Linked DNA regions of Homo sapiens: region 1 is linked to region 2. A link is an interaction called in ENCODE POLR2A ChIA-PET data of the cell type or tissue named here. Cell type or tissue: PC-9. All regions are shown on one strand. Each heading gives the region's core, and the rest is flanking DNA. Links, peaks and the distances in the headings are about the cores only.

Region 1 (7,509 bases), core at 1,385-6,384, 110 kb after region 2:
CCAATAAATGTTTTCTAAGGAAAACCTTAATCCACTTTCACTTAAGATCTAAAATAAAACTGTCTGTTCTGCTTTATACTTTTAAAAATTGTGATTATTTAAATGTCTTTGATTATTTTCCCTTTATATGATTTGTGGGGGTGGGGGTGGATGATGAATGCTTGAGTAACGTCTGAAGTGTTCCTTGCAGTTCTGAGTGAATAATTGAGTTGGTGTTGCCTGAGAAAAGGGAGGTCACAAAAGGCTGCTGTTTTATTTAAGAAGACATACAGCTTGCTCTTGTCCATTAACGCTAAAGAAGGGCTGAGCGTGGGGCATTGTCATCTTCAAACACCCACTAAGTGGTTGCCTGCTACAGTAAGGCTGAGAGTGGTGCTGAAAATGCAATGTAAATATTTAAACCGAAGGAAGCTCCCTGCCATCCTAGTGGAGCAAACTGTTGGCACCACCTCAAAATTAAGACTTTGTTTTTAGCAGTGGGTAAAGCACTGTCAAGCACCAATCACTTTCAGCCTACACAATTCTTAAACAAAGTTTCGTTCAACTGTTGATGCGTCCTCCGCACCACTGCCCATCACGATGCACCAAAACCCTTGAGATGAAAAACTTTCCATCCTCTATCATTCCCAGTCCCCATCTGACTGCCCCTGGAGCTGGGCAGGATTTCATGAGACTCAGCTTTTTGGTTCTAGGGTACCTGCTATGGCCATTGTCAACTCTTACTGAGAAGTCAATTATAAAGAACACAGTAAAGGAACAATGGAGCAGGTGTCAGGAGACTTGCCTGAGGTTTGGCTGCCAGCTCACTAGATCTCCAATCAATCACTGAGCCTCCCTTTGCCTCGCTGGTAAAATTCTACCAGGACTTCCTACTCACTCTTCACTCTGCTCCCCAAAGGGGCTTTCCTGTGCATTTTACAGTTTTCTGGTACATCAGAGATATTGTAGGTGCGCAGAATCCTAGAAGTGGAGAGATACGTAATAAAGAATATACAAGTAAAAGATAAGGCCGAGTGCTGCATGCAAGCCTGGATTCCTGCCTCTTTGGTTTGATTTGAGGGATTCAGTTGATTTCTTTTTCTTTTTCTTTTTCTTTTTCTTTTCTTTCTTTCTTGATATCATTCAGTCTTCCAGGCTGGAATGCAAGTGGCAAGATCATAGCTCACTGTAGTCTTGACCTGTTGGGCTCAAGCAATCCTTCTGTCTCAGCCTCCCATGTAGCTGGGACTACAGGCGTGTGCCACTATGTCCAGCTAGCTCTTTAGCTTTTGTTGTAGAGACAATGTCTCCCTATGTTGCCCATGCTGGTCTCAAACTTCTGGCCTCAAGTGATCCTCCCACCTCGGCCTCTGAAATGCTGGGATTACAGGCATGAGCAACAATGCCCAACCTTTCAGTGGACATTTTTGGATTTTGCTGCCCAGCAGTAATCCTTCCTTTTGATTACATTGTCTTTCTCCATTGCTATTTCCCACTCTCTTTCTAACAGCTGGAATCCTTGACAAATTTAAAAGAATTTCTGATCTAAATATGAGGCAATGCAAAGCCTGGTATCTTTGAAAAAGTGAGAGAGTCATGGTTAACAGACCAAGTGGATGGAAATTGAAATTGAGTCTTGGAGGTTATTAACAAACAACCTTTAAGAGGGCAGTTTTGTTACATTTATTCTTTTTTTTTCATTACAAATATAAATAGACTACACACTATATAGATCTGTCTGACTGAGGAGATTGCTGTGACAGTTTAAAAACCAAGATCCACTCCAGCAAAATGAATGCCTTGGCCCTTGCCTTTTGCCCTTCATAGCTCAGTCTGTAATCAGTCTCGCATGAATGCTTTTGATTGGCAGGAACTAAACTACACATGGGACCTGGCTTCACCTGTCATTTTCTGCTTCTTGGCCTCTGCTGTACTGAAAGACAAGCTGGTCAGGGGTTGGATGAGCCTTAAGCAAAGCAGCCCATGGTCTCTGCCGCATCCTCTCCAGTCTAGAAACTCACAGATGAAGATGGCATTCACCTGTCTGCGAGGAGCTCCTAGTTCAGCTCAGGTGACTGGCCTATAAATATGCCATTATGTTTCCATGGGAAATGCACTGCCTACAGGCTCAGTGGCAAGGGAACATGCAGGAGGGAATGACTTGCTGCCATAAGGAGTCACAGAAAGCTCTACCAACAAGGAGGTGATGTCAGAGGTCTGAGTGATGCATGTGAGGTGAAGAAGAAGGGGTATCATGGAAGGCCGTGCAGGGACCTCTACAACGAGTGCTGTGGGACAAGAGAGCAGCTGGGTGGGCAGCAGGTCACGTTCCTGGACAAAGGGGCTGCCCGAGCCCGGGTTCCAAGCACAGGAAGACAGAGCCACTGGCCGACCTAAGCCCCAAATTGCCTAGTGGCAGCATAGCCTGTGGAAGCTGCTAACATTTATGGGATCTAAAGCTGAATGACCTGGATTCAAAGCCCAGCTCTGTCACTTCCTACTTGGGGTCAAGCTGTTTAAACTCTCTAAGCCTTAATTTCCCCATTTGGAAAATGTTGATATTATTGGTATCTAAGGTAAATGTGAGGATTAAAAATGATGATGATGATGGTGATGATGATGACGATGATGTTGCAAAGCATTTGGTCCTATGACTGACACTTTGCAGGTGGCAGTCCATGTTAGCTGTGACATGGTCATGGTAAGGGGAGCCTTTAGATCCATTGAGGATGAAGGGGCAGTAGGTGAGATCCAGACAAAGCGGATGCTAGAGTCGCATCAGTGGCATGTGTGGTGGGTAGTCAGTCTATTCCTGGGGGGCTGTAACTGTGAGACACAGCACCCTGCACCCCAGAGGAGATAGTTAGCAAGAGCAGGGTGTCTGGGGCCCCAGTGGTCACAGCTGTTCTTTCCTCAGTTATAAAGCTGAAATGTCTGCAAGGGGCAACAACTGCAGTCAAATTCACAGAAAATCTATGTGCAGGATCCCAGTCACTGATGCTACACCCGGATGTTCAGATAAAATGTAAAATGTACGGCCTTCCTCAAGAGACCCACTTACTGCATAACAAAAAATATTAACAGCTCCAGATTAATCTGTTGATCTAAGTATGATGCAATAATTGTAACAGCTTCTTTATATAAAAATGATGAGCATCACAGAAACATTCCTTTCTCTCTTCCATTTCCCTTTCCTCCTTTGTCTTCTCTTCCATCCCCCTTGCTCTCCTCCCTCTCCCTTCTTTTTCTTTCCAGGAAGGTACTTCGTGTTTGGATCAGAAACCCTTGAGGTGCTGGGGAAAGGAGGTGGATCTGGGTGGAACCCCCCAACTCCCCCAGCCTCTGCTCCTTGCTCCCCTGCTTCTGCCTGTCTGCTGGCCATCACAGCTCTAGGAACTGACCCACTGCTGTCTCAGCTTCATCCAGGCTGGTTGCTTGATGCCTATGCTTCAGCCAAGCCTAACTTCTCCTTTTACCTTCACCATGGACCTGGCTGAGTTTCTGCTGCCTCCTCCACCTGCCCTTGGCTAGGAGGTCCCCTCACCCCTGGCCATTGCAAGGCCTATGGCCAGCCACTGAGCCTCATGCCAGCTGTCTTCTCAGTTCCCTAAAGCCTCAGATTCAGGTGGGACCTTCCAGGTTCACCACGTGGAACGCCATCCTTCCTCCATCGGCTTAGTCCTATTGTACTGCTGCTTCCACTTTGATGGAGCTACCTCCAGCTTGGTGGAGAGAGGCAGCCTAGAGCCATGGACAGGAGGCAGGACAGATGCCTCTCTGCCTTCCAGCTTTTTAGCACATTTGTAGGTATTTCCAAAGCTGCCTCCAACTGACTCCTTGAGGGGGCAGGGAGGGAAGATGAGAAGCTGAGCGCCTGCCTTCCCCTCTGCATTCGCCTGGCTCCCTTGTTCTCCTGCATTCCCCTGGGCTGGATGGGGCCATCTCTAACCTAAAACTCCACAGTGCAGGTGGCCAGGCCTGGCTCTTGGTAGTCTCTGGGAGGAGATAAAAAGAAACTGTGAATCATGATTACATAGCTTTTAAATCTCAACAAAGCTGGCTTGTCACACTAGATCCCTGGGCAAAATCCTCTTTTAAATGCCAGAAGCTGAACGCGATCTCTTCTTCTGTCTTTGCTCTCTCATTGTAATATCAGCACTGCTCTAATCTGCACTCCTGCCCTGCCCCACGTCTATATGTCAAGCCAACAGGAGAAGGTCATAAACACGAAATGCAAATGAGGAAGTCACTGTCACCATTTTTAAAAAACATCAGTGCTGGGAACACAGAGTGTTTCTGAATGGGGTTTGATAAAGCGGTGTGCTCGAGGTGTGCGTGGAGGAAAACACGGCCTTGCTGGTGGGGAGGTAGAGGCAGAGGCTGAGCATATTCGGAGCACTGCAGGCAGCTTTTGCCTTCATCAGAATTGGACCCAGGGCAGGCTCTGGCAGGCATTTTCTGTTCCTTCCTGCTGCTATGGAGGGACAAAAATGCAAGCCACAACACAAGGAGAGGACCCCAGACAGGCCCACACCTGCCCTGCTGGCCTTCTACTCCCTCTTCCCCGAGCTTTCCCTTCAGCCATAGCACTGTCTGCATCCCTGCAATCCCTACCAGTTTCCTGACCACTTGTCTATTTGCCGTCTGTGGATTATTTTCTTTCCTTTCCTTTTTAGAGACAAGGTCTTGCTCTGTCACCCAGGCTGAAGAGCAATAGCACAATCACAGCTCACTGCAGCCTGGAAAAGTGATCCTTCTACCTCGCCTCCCAACTAGCTGGCACTAAAGGTGCACACCACCACACTGGCCTAATTTTTAATTTTATTTATTTATTTTTTTGATAGAGACAGGGTCTCACTACATTGCTGAGGCTGGTCTCAAACTCTTGGCTTCAAGGGATCCTCCCACCTTGGCTTCCCAAAGTGCTGGGATTACGGGCGTGAGCCATGGTTCTCAGTCTCTTTCTTTCTTTTTCTTTCTTTCTTTCTCTTTCTTTCTTTCTTTCTTTTTCTTTCTTTCTTTCTTTTGCTTTCTTCCTTCCTTCTTTTCTTTTTCTTTCTTTCTTTCTTTCATTCTTTCATTTCTAAATTTCTAAATGTTTTCTTGTGGACAATTTTTAGAAATATAGAGTATAGTATAATGAGCCCTCAAGTATTCATCATCAGCTTCAGTGTTGATCAACTCATGGCCAATCTTATTTATCTTTAAATATCCCCTTCTTTCCACCTCTCCTTCCCACCAGATTACTTTGAAGGAAATCCCAGACATTGTATCATTTCTAGAAGCTTTTTAATATCCCGAATGGCAATTTGCCATCTCATCTAAAATGCATGAGCCTGTCACTCAGTATCTAAACTAGATTCATCATCCATTGTGTGTAGCTCAAAGTTGATAACTTGAATTCCATTCAAATGTCATGTCTCTCTAGGAACTTTGCATAAATTTTTGGTAAAGGGAAGAGTTCTTTAGTAATTAGAATAATAATTCCATAATTCATCTCCTTTAATGAACAAAGACATTGGTGTGCTAATGATTTCTTAAGGAAGTAGATTGTTTGAACGTGCTTTAAAGTGGTTAAAAGTTGCTTCTCTTAGTAGTTAATATTTCTTCCCCCTCCCCTTCCTCTGTGCTGTTTACCTTATTAGTTTGCTTAGCAAACCTTGTTGGTATAGATAGAGCAAAGAAATTTCTACCCAACGCTGGTCTGAGTGAACGAGATTGTACATATTTTTGTATGGTTTCCTTCAAGTGGAGAGAAAGTACACAGAGTTCTTATCAGTTTTTTGGCTCTAATTAATTGGCTTGATGGCTACAAGAAAGAACAGAGGATTGTCTTAGTTTGAGTTCACACAAAAAAGAAGTCTGTTGAAAAAAAATGGCTGTTTCATTTCTTAGGTGGACCTGAGCTTGTTCCTGTGCAGGAATAAATTTTACTTAGATAAAACCATACCCTCTGCTCTTTTCTAACCACCTTCTTGAATAGTGATTGTAACATGAGATTCGCCAGTACAAGCCTGGACTTGCAGGTCCCATAATGGTAGGAGTGGCTAAAGAGAAACCCCAGCTTCACCTGTCACCAGAAGCTTGTTTAGTGTAAGAGTTCCAGGGGTTTGCTTCTTGCTGAAACATGACAATGTTCCTAGGATGATGAGCATGTTAGTTTTGGAGTTTGTCTCTAAATTCTGTAGGTAACCCTTGTATCATGGCTGAATTTTAAAGAAACAAAAGACTCACCAGGTGACTTGGCCTAACTGTTCAGTTTTGAAATATGACACATTCTCAAACAAGCTTACAGGCTTAATTAAGTATTATGTGTTGTCAATATTTTGTCAGTCAATGGTTTTTCAATATATATTTGCAGGCAAACATTCTTATTAATATTGCTTGGAATGAAATATGAGATATTTGTTTGGAGATAACATTACATTAAAATGATAACTTTATATATTAATATGAATCATGTTGAAGAAGTATATGTTCTCTCATTTTTCTTTTTTTTTTTTTTTTAAATTATAGAGACAGGGTCTATGTTGCTTAGGCTGGTCTTGAACACCTGGGCTCAAGTGATCCTCCCCCCTTTGGCTTCCCAAAGTGCTGGGATGATAGGTGTGAGCCACTGTGCCCAACTATTCTCTCATTTTATAAGAAATTCTCATTTTTAAAATGTAAATCCCATAAGACTTTTTTGAACTGCTCTATAAAGGCCAGTTTCCAAATCTTAACTCCTATTTGCATTTTGTATTACTTAGTGGTTTCAAGACCAAATACAAATTTGATTCCTAAGTTTTTTTCTCAGATCCAAGAGTTTCTGTAAATATTTAAGGTAATTGCTAGGAGAGAAAATGAAAATCTAGCAAAGCCCAAATCCCTCAAGGAAGGATAAGGAAGCTGGCACTTCAAGAAGTTCATGTTGCCGGAAGTGGGGAGGACCCGCAGCAATACAATCCGCCTATTCTTACTCCCACTCGTCCTACTGGTCCCTGACATTCTGTTTTTAAAAAATTATTTCTGGTGGACAGGTGTGGTGGCTCTCACCTGTAATGCTAGCACTTTGGCAGGCCAAGGCCGACAAATCTCTTGAGCCCAGGAGTTCCAGGAGTTCAAGATCAACCTGGGCAACATGGTGAAACCCTGTTGCTACAAAAAATACAGAAAAAGACAAACTAGCTGGAATTGGTGGCACTCACCTGTAGTCCCAGCTACTCAGGAGGCTGAGGTGGGAGGATCACTTGAGCATGGTAGGTGGAGGTGGCAGTGAGCTGTGATCGTGCCACTGCACTCCAACCTGAGCAACAGAGTGAGAATCTGTCTAAAAAAAAAAAAAAATATATATATATATATATATATATATATATAAAAAATGATTTCAGCAAATTTTATAGCTCAGTTGCCGTTTAACTAACTTAAACTGGGATTACACGCTAAAATACATTTAGCTTGTCTGTGATTCCCTTCCCTTTATGGAAATTAAATGTGCAGAGTATCAGAAGTCATTGGCACTTGGGAGAACAGTGGCAATTCTGGGGGTAG
Region 2 (7,509 bases), core at 1,338-6,337:
ATGATGTCATTCTGTAATTTACTAATTGCAGGGTATGCAAAAATCTAATGTGCAAATGGAGGCTCGCAGGCCCAGTGCAATGAGCAACAGTCACTTGCTACTCAAATGACACTCGACACGGACGGAACCGAGAAATACTTATTGGAAACCTCAGCCCTCATTACCCAAAACAAAGAACGGGCTCTTTCCATGACCAGGCACTCCAGACACCAAATGCAAATTAAACCAACAGAACAAAAACTGTATTCAGAAGGCGCAGATTGCAAAAGCCTTGTTCTGAGTTCAGCCATTCACAGACCCTGAGGAGGACATCGCCCTCAGAGAAACACAGCTGGGCCACGCTGAATATGCCAGGAGTGATGCTCCTTTTAAGCCCAGAGATGTTCGACTCCACTTATCTAAGTCTTTCTACTTAGTAGTTTTCCTTCTCCTGGTTGGCTGTATCAGATGACTACTGAAATTTCATCTGATAGAAAAAGACATCCATTCCCTGCTGACATTTTTTGAAGCCATTGCTAAACTTCCATAACCCATAATCAAGTTATTTCTTTTTCATCCAGGCACGGTGGCTCACACCTATAATCCCAGCACTTTGGAAGGCAAAGGAGGGAGGATCCCTTGAGCCCAGGACCTTGAAACCAGCCTGGGCAAGCCAGTGAGACCTCATCTCTACAAAAAATACAAAAATTAGCCAGACATGGTGGTGTGCGCCTGTCATCCCAGCTACTCGGGAGGCCAAGGCTAGAGGGTCACTTGAGCAAGGAGGTCAAGGCTGCAGTGAGCCATATTCGCACCACTGCACTCCAGCCTGGATGGCAGAGCAAGACCCTGTCTCAAAAGAAAATATTTTTTTAATTAAAAATAAAAACATTCTTTCTTTTCTGCCCCCTAAAAGGAGCCTCCCACTCCAATATCCATTTCCATTAATGCCTACATCAGCTAAGTACGTAGGAGGAAGATGTTTCCTCAGGTTTTGCAGGTTTGTTTGTTTTTAAGGCCTTGCCCACTATGAGAGAGAGCCTGGTTTATGAACAAGTCAAAATCTCTTGCTCAGAAGAGAGATCTGGAATGCTTTAGCCAAGCTGTGGCCCAGCCTCTGTTCTCAATGTAAGAAAGGTCCCCAAAGGGTATTTTAATCCTATTCGTGAAACTTGAGTTTAGGATAAGGTCTTGGCGTTCAAAAGGCATACATAGACCAGGGGAAAGGAGCTGTCCTCTGGATCTGTTTGCTAAAACAATTTATCACCTTGGGAAAGTCCCTTAACCACCAATTGTCTCTCTCAAGCAGGTGGCAAGTAAATTACACTGTCATTACTCTGGCCTCTAAGGGAACTGGCTTGAGAGCTACAGTCTAACATAAATCTCAACTTTCAGAGGTAATTTCAGAATCGGCCATGATGTTAAGGGGCCTTAATGACTGATAGCCCAAGGAAGTGGTCCTCCTCACCCTACCACAGACAAGTGCTCCTCCCCACTCCAGACAGGGAAAATAGTACTCACTTCCCTGAGCCCACAGCAGCAGGCAGGTCCTGTGCTTCCTTTACCGAGCCCGAGGATGCATCATCCCAGCATGCTTCTGTCTTTGTCTTGGCTGCCAGGAAACTCAGAGCTGCCATTGGCTTCAGGAGTCCTTGAAATCAGTATTTTATCCCTTCTTTTCTGGTTCTATGATGATCACTTTCATTTTGGGGGACCTGCACTTTGATTATTAGCTATCTCAGATTATTCTGTAAAGCAAGCAGAATATAAAGCAAGAGAAGCAGAACATTACCTACTCTCTTATTTGGGGCTGGTTTTCCTTGAAGAGTTTTCCTATATTGTGTCTGTGCTACTAAAGGTCTGGGCACTAAAGCAGTCCCTGCCAGTCACTCACACCAATCCTAAGTCTCTAAAACAAAGGGCCGTCTTACACCCCTTAGAGTCTACCTCAAATGCCCAGGTCAGATTTCCAACTCTTTCAATATAGTCAAGAACCAATGAAGCAGACCTCCTGGTTTTAATGTGGACAGCACCCGCTGGTGTTGTGTTTAATGCATGCATTCAATTCCCATTAACATGTGATTGGCCTAAATGGTCATCAGGTGGACTGAAATACCACTATCCCACTCTAACAGGAAATAGCACTAAAGGAAGAAAGCTGCTGGCTGGTACACAGCAGACATTCGACAAATGTGGGTCATGTGCATGAGAACCCAAACCTGCCTATTTTCCCATTAAAAAATAGTTTAGTATTTATTACTAAGTAATGATAAATGCATTCAACAAACATTTGCCAAATGCCCATTATAAGCAAGGCACTGACCTAGATGCTATAAGGAAAATACAGATGAGTAAGACAACAGGCCTTGAGGAAGCCTGCTTATAAGGCACTGGGATTTGCTTGAGCCCAGGACTTCAGGGTTGCAGTGAGCTACGACGGCACCACTGCACTTCAGCCTGTGCAAGAGAAAAAAACTTGTCTCCAAAAAAAAAAGGACACTGGGGTATAAGGAAGTCAAAATAACCAGAAGAATCTGGACACAAACAGGTACAGATATTCAAAGATTATTACAATTTTCAAGTATCTACAAATGAGTTCATTTAACTCTATAATTTCATGTGTCCCAATGTGGAGCTAGAAAAAAGATAGTCATCACAACTATAATACAAGGTGGCAAGTAAAACTCGTCATGACAAGTAACATAATAATAGTGACCTGGTGCTCACTGAGAACATCTGCTTACCACATGGTTTAGCATTTACTGACGAAACCCTGTGACATGGGTTGGGTATCACCATCCTTCTTTAACACATTGGGAAACTGGTGCTCAGAGACGTCAGCAATTTGATACATTTTCAAAACTAGTAAGTACAGAGTGATGACTGTGAGCCACCACTATCTTCTCACCCTAGTATCCCTCTGTGCCTCTTAGGGAATCTAGAATAAAAGAGACCAATTCCTTCTGGGGGGCTCCAGAAATAATTCCGGAAAGTGTGAGAGTTTGGGTCTAAAAGAAATGAGGAAATGACAATGATGATGGCAGCAGCTAGCAACTGTACAGCTCAATAACACCATGAAATAGGTACTGCCACTATTCCTATCATACGGATGAGGAAACTGAGGCATAGAGTGGTCACACAGCTGGAAGATGGCCAAGCAAGGATTCAAACCCAGGCAGTCGGCCTCGAGAATTCACACCTCTAACCACTCAGGACAACGCCACTGTATCATGGCGCTCCACGATCAAAGGCCCGGAGGCTGAGAGTGCTTAGAAACTGATAGAAGAAAAGTAAAGGCAGGAACAGACGGGCCTTATTACCCTTCATAGGCCTAGGAGTCTGAACCTCATCAGGCAATGTGGGGCCTGAAGAGGGTGACCAAAGGGACTTCTTGCAGGGTCCCTCCCACACCTGCAGGCTGGGCAACAGGCTCTGTCCCTCCCAACAAACACAGGAGAGGGATCCCCTCTCAGTTCTCCAAGTCTCCTCTGCTCAGCTGACCTTAGGCATGAACTCTCCCCCTTCCCATGGCCCTGCATTCTGCCACTTGTCAGATTCTTCACCACTATTCTAACAGTCATCTGGATAAAACTAAGCAGGGAAAGCCATTCTCTGCAACTATACTTTTGGTTTTTGTTTTTGTTGCTATTTTGAGACAGAATCTCACTCTGTCGCGCAGGCTGCAGTGCAATGGCGTGATCATGGCTCACTGTAGCCTTGACCTCCCAGGCTCAAGCGATCCTCCCACATCCGCCTCCCAAGTTGCTGGGACTATAGGTTCACTACCACATCCAGCTAATTTTTTATTTTTTGTAGAGATGGGGTCTAGCTATGTTGTCCAGGCTGGTCTTGAACTCCTGGGTTCAAGCGATCCTCCAGCCTGAGTCTCCCAAAGTGCTGGGATTATAAGCATAAGCCACCATACCTGGTCAACTACAGTTTTCTAATACTTCTCACTGTTTCCTTTAAGTCCCCTCCGGCATGCAACTACACCAGGCTGGCATCTGAAACCATTTACCTCTTCCCACTCCATCTGTATATCTGATTACAGTGTGTGTCTATTCAGAAGGGCCTTGGGCTCAATTAACTTTAGACTTTAGATAAGGCATGATATACTCTCTGACTCACTCCAGATAAAGGGCCAAGGATTCCTGCCTTAGTGCTATAATTAGTTGAGAATGCAACGTGGGGGGCTCTGATCCTTTGTTTCTGATGTCCTTCACTCATTAAAAGTAGAACACTTTGCCTGGTGCTGTATCACTTCAACTAAACATGTGTTTGTTTTAGGTTCTGTTTACTTGTCCCAGGGATGGAATGCTTCTCCCACTTGGAATGGCCCTTGCAGCCTGCCGGCCAACTGCGAACTATGGCCTGGGCAAAAATTCAGAGGCAAACACTCGAATGCTCTCTCCATGTTCTTAACAGCACTTGGCATGGAGCTGGCACTAATATTCTGAACAGTCATTTACAATGGTCTCATTTCCTTCCCATCAGAATGAAAAGCCACAGAGCTGGAGGGCTGTGTCATAAGTCTTGCGAACAAAACAATCTTCGTGCATTCACTTTTTTTTTTCTTTTTGTAATTTAAGGAAGAATTCCAAATGGTTTGCCTCTTGCAATGCCACAGTTTGATGTGAAATTGTATGAAGCACTGACTTTCATACAAAGTTCTGAAGATCAGAACCTTAACTGACTAATGCAAAATAGAAAGAGAATAAATAGAAAGCCCTAAGTTCTAACTGCCACCTGCCATTCTTCCACATGGCAATTTAGCACAATGATAAAGATTCTGCAAGGCTGAAAGGATTTCACATTCCAACACACCGCATTCTGTGACTTATGGGCCTTCAGGACAGATGGAACTGTGTTTTTCCAATGTAAGGGAAAAATTCATTACAGCAAATAAGCATGGAGTTGGTTTCTGAACTTACTGATGTTCTTTTTTAAAAACAAAACTCACAACATAAAATACAAAATCACACTAAGGCCAGGTGGGGTGGCTCATGCCTGTAATCCCAGCACTTTGGGAGGCTAAGGTGGGTGGATCATCTAAGGTCAAGATCAGCCTGGCCAACATGGCAAAACCCCATCTCTACTAAAAATACAAAAATTAGCCAGGCATTGTGGTGCATGCCTGTAATCCCAGCTACTCGGGAGGCTGAGGCAGGAGAATTGCTTGAATCTGGGAGGTGCAGGTTGCAGCGAGCCAAGACTGCGCCACTGCGCTCCAGCCTGGGTGACAGAGCAAGACTCTGTCAAATAAATAAAATAAAATAAAATAAAATAAAATAAAATAAAATAAAATAAAATAAAATAAAATAAAATAAAATAAATAAAATAAAATAATCACACTAAGGCCAGGAGGATTCGTTTTAGATAAAGATGACCACAGAATGCCTTTTATCAAACTACCCTGAAAATGTAATTGATTCAATATTCAAAAATAGTTTTCCCATATTTTCAGAAACAGCTATTGGTTATAAAGTACCCTGTACAGAAGAAAATAATAAAGGAAAAGAGCCACACACTAACATTAGGTTCTACCAAGGAGTTCATGAGGAAAACCATGCTCATCCTAATGGATGAGCCTTTCCATGTAAACATTTGGCATTCCCAAAACCTAAGTCCTAAAACTCTAAATCAGGGGTGTCCAATCTTTTGGCTTCCCTGGGCCACACTGGAAGAAGAAGAATTGTCTTGGGCCACACATAAAATACACTAACACCAATGACAGCTGATGAGTTTAAAAAAAAAAAAATCACACAAAAGGCTCATAATGTTTTAAGAATGCTTACGAATTTGTGTTGGGTCACATTCAAGGCCATCTTGGGCTGCATGTGACCTGCTTGTGGTTGCACAAGCTTGCTCTAGATCACGGAAGTCAAAGCTTTCTGGCAGAAATTTAAGTATATAGGCAAACCTTTTATTAATGCTCAAATAAAAATATTGGAAAATGTTCATGAAAAGAACCAGAAGAAACTATGGAAATGATTACAGGGCTGGCAGAGATGTTTCCACCTGGTGAGATTTCAAGCTCCACAGTGTCGATCAATGCCCATGGCCCCAATGGGCGAGGATTCCATGGGACCAACCAAGGCGGCCACAGCTTCTCTCTGTGCCCTGCCTCTCTGCCCTTTGGCCCCGACTGAGCCCTGCAAGGCCCCTCTGCATTCCAGTCCCATCTTCCTGTCCAGGCCTCAGTGCTGCAGACAGATCCAATTACTCCCCACGCGGTGGGAGCAACGACTTTAAGCAGCAGCTTTTGCCACTCCCTCTGCCCGAACTGGCTTCCCCCCATCTGTTCACCCTGGGAATTCTTCAGGCTCAGCCATCATCCATTTCATTTGCACCTTCCCAGAGCGAGCACCTGGCACCCATACCCTCAGTAAGAAGCTGCTGAATAAATGTCCCCCCTCTTTGCCTGCCTCCATGGCCCTGGGTGCCAAGCACAGTGTGTAGCTCAATAAATACTAAGCAGCCCAGGCAGGAGCAGAAGAACCCAGATGAGTGACATCGGAGTGAGTTGGGAGTGGAAGGAAAGAACATAGGAATAAAACAATGAGAACCTCTTAACAACATCTTAACTTGTGAAACATCTAGAAAAGCACCAAAGTCTAAGTGAATACACAATCAATAGGCATCCAAAATCTCAGACACATATCTAGATCGTCTAATGTGTCAGCAACTCTGTGGTGAGCAAAGGGCTAATGACATGGGGTGCTTGTTTTTAAACTCATAGGCCATGAACAGGGAAATCCCTTCTTTTTTTTTTTTTTTTTTAAGTGCTCTTTCTAGAGGCATTCACGGCAATCAAGCCTTACAGCCTACCTATTTCTTAGCCGTAATTTGGAATCATCTGTCTTCTAGCCCATACCTTCAACTGCCAGGTCTGTAAGGCCCTCAAGGTGCCGCCACCTATGCAGTCAGGCTCCTCCATGCCATGCCTTGCAGTGGCACTCCACTCAGCAAAATGATGTTGGGGCCATCTACACAGCAGGGGTGGAGTCCATGGAGAAGGGGAAGGGCTCTGAGGTGTGATTACGAATAAACACAGTCCACGGGGCTGAGCATGGGAGAATGGGGGTATTCCAGACACAGGAAATGGCCAGAGCACAGTCAGGCACAAGAATGCCGGGTGAAATGGGTGCAGTCGTCCAGCCGGCCAGGGCGGCGAAAAGGTAAGGGTGCAGGAGTGGCTGGGTGCAGTGGCTCACGTCTGTAATCCCAACACTGTAGGAGGCTGAGGCGGGCAGATCGCTTGAGCCCGGGAGCTCGAGACCAGCCTGGGCAACATGGAGAAATCCCGTCTCTATAAAAAAATACAAAAAATTAGCCAGGCGGGGTGGCATGTGCCTGTGGTCCCAGCTATCTGGGAGGCTGTGGCAAGAGGATCATATGAGCCCAGGAGGTCAAGCCTGCAATAAGCTATGATCGCGCCACCACACTCCAGCCTGGGCAACAGATGGAGACCCTATCTCAAAAAAAAGAAAAGAAAAATTAAAAAAAAAAAAGGGGGTGCAGGAGTCCCAG

What was found. Peaks named below come from ENCODE experiments on the same cell type or tissue, not always from the same donor. Only the 100,000 strongest peaks of a DNase experiment are listed, where the experiment ranks them.
Region 1: POLR2A ChIA-PET joins it to region 2 with 6 read pairs; 2 of 35 experiments call an interaction of 5 or more read pairs at or near these places.

Annotation. Positions count from the first base shown.
Region 1 is chr18:57,979,267-57,986,775 of GRCh38, reverse strand. No RefSeq gene overlaps it. Among named protein-coding and RNA genes, the nearest start is that of LINC01897, 21 kb to the right of the region's middle. In PC-9, for the core only: no CTCF peak of the experiment used is centred there; no DNase peak of the experiment used is centred there.
Region 2 is chr18:58,094,151-58,101,659 of GRCh38, reverse strand. All of the region lies in intron 1 of NEDD4L (NEDD4 like E3 ubiquitin protein ligase), which reads right to left. Among named protein-coding and RNA genes, the nearest start is that of NEDD4L, 54 kb to the right of the region's middle. In PC-9, for the core only: no CTCF peak of the experiment used is centred there; a DNase peak (open chromatin) is centred at 4,039; H3K27ac peaks cover 2,597 bases.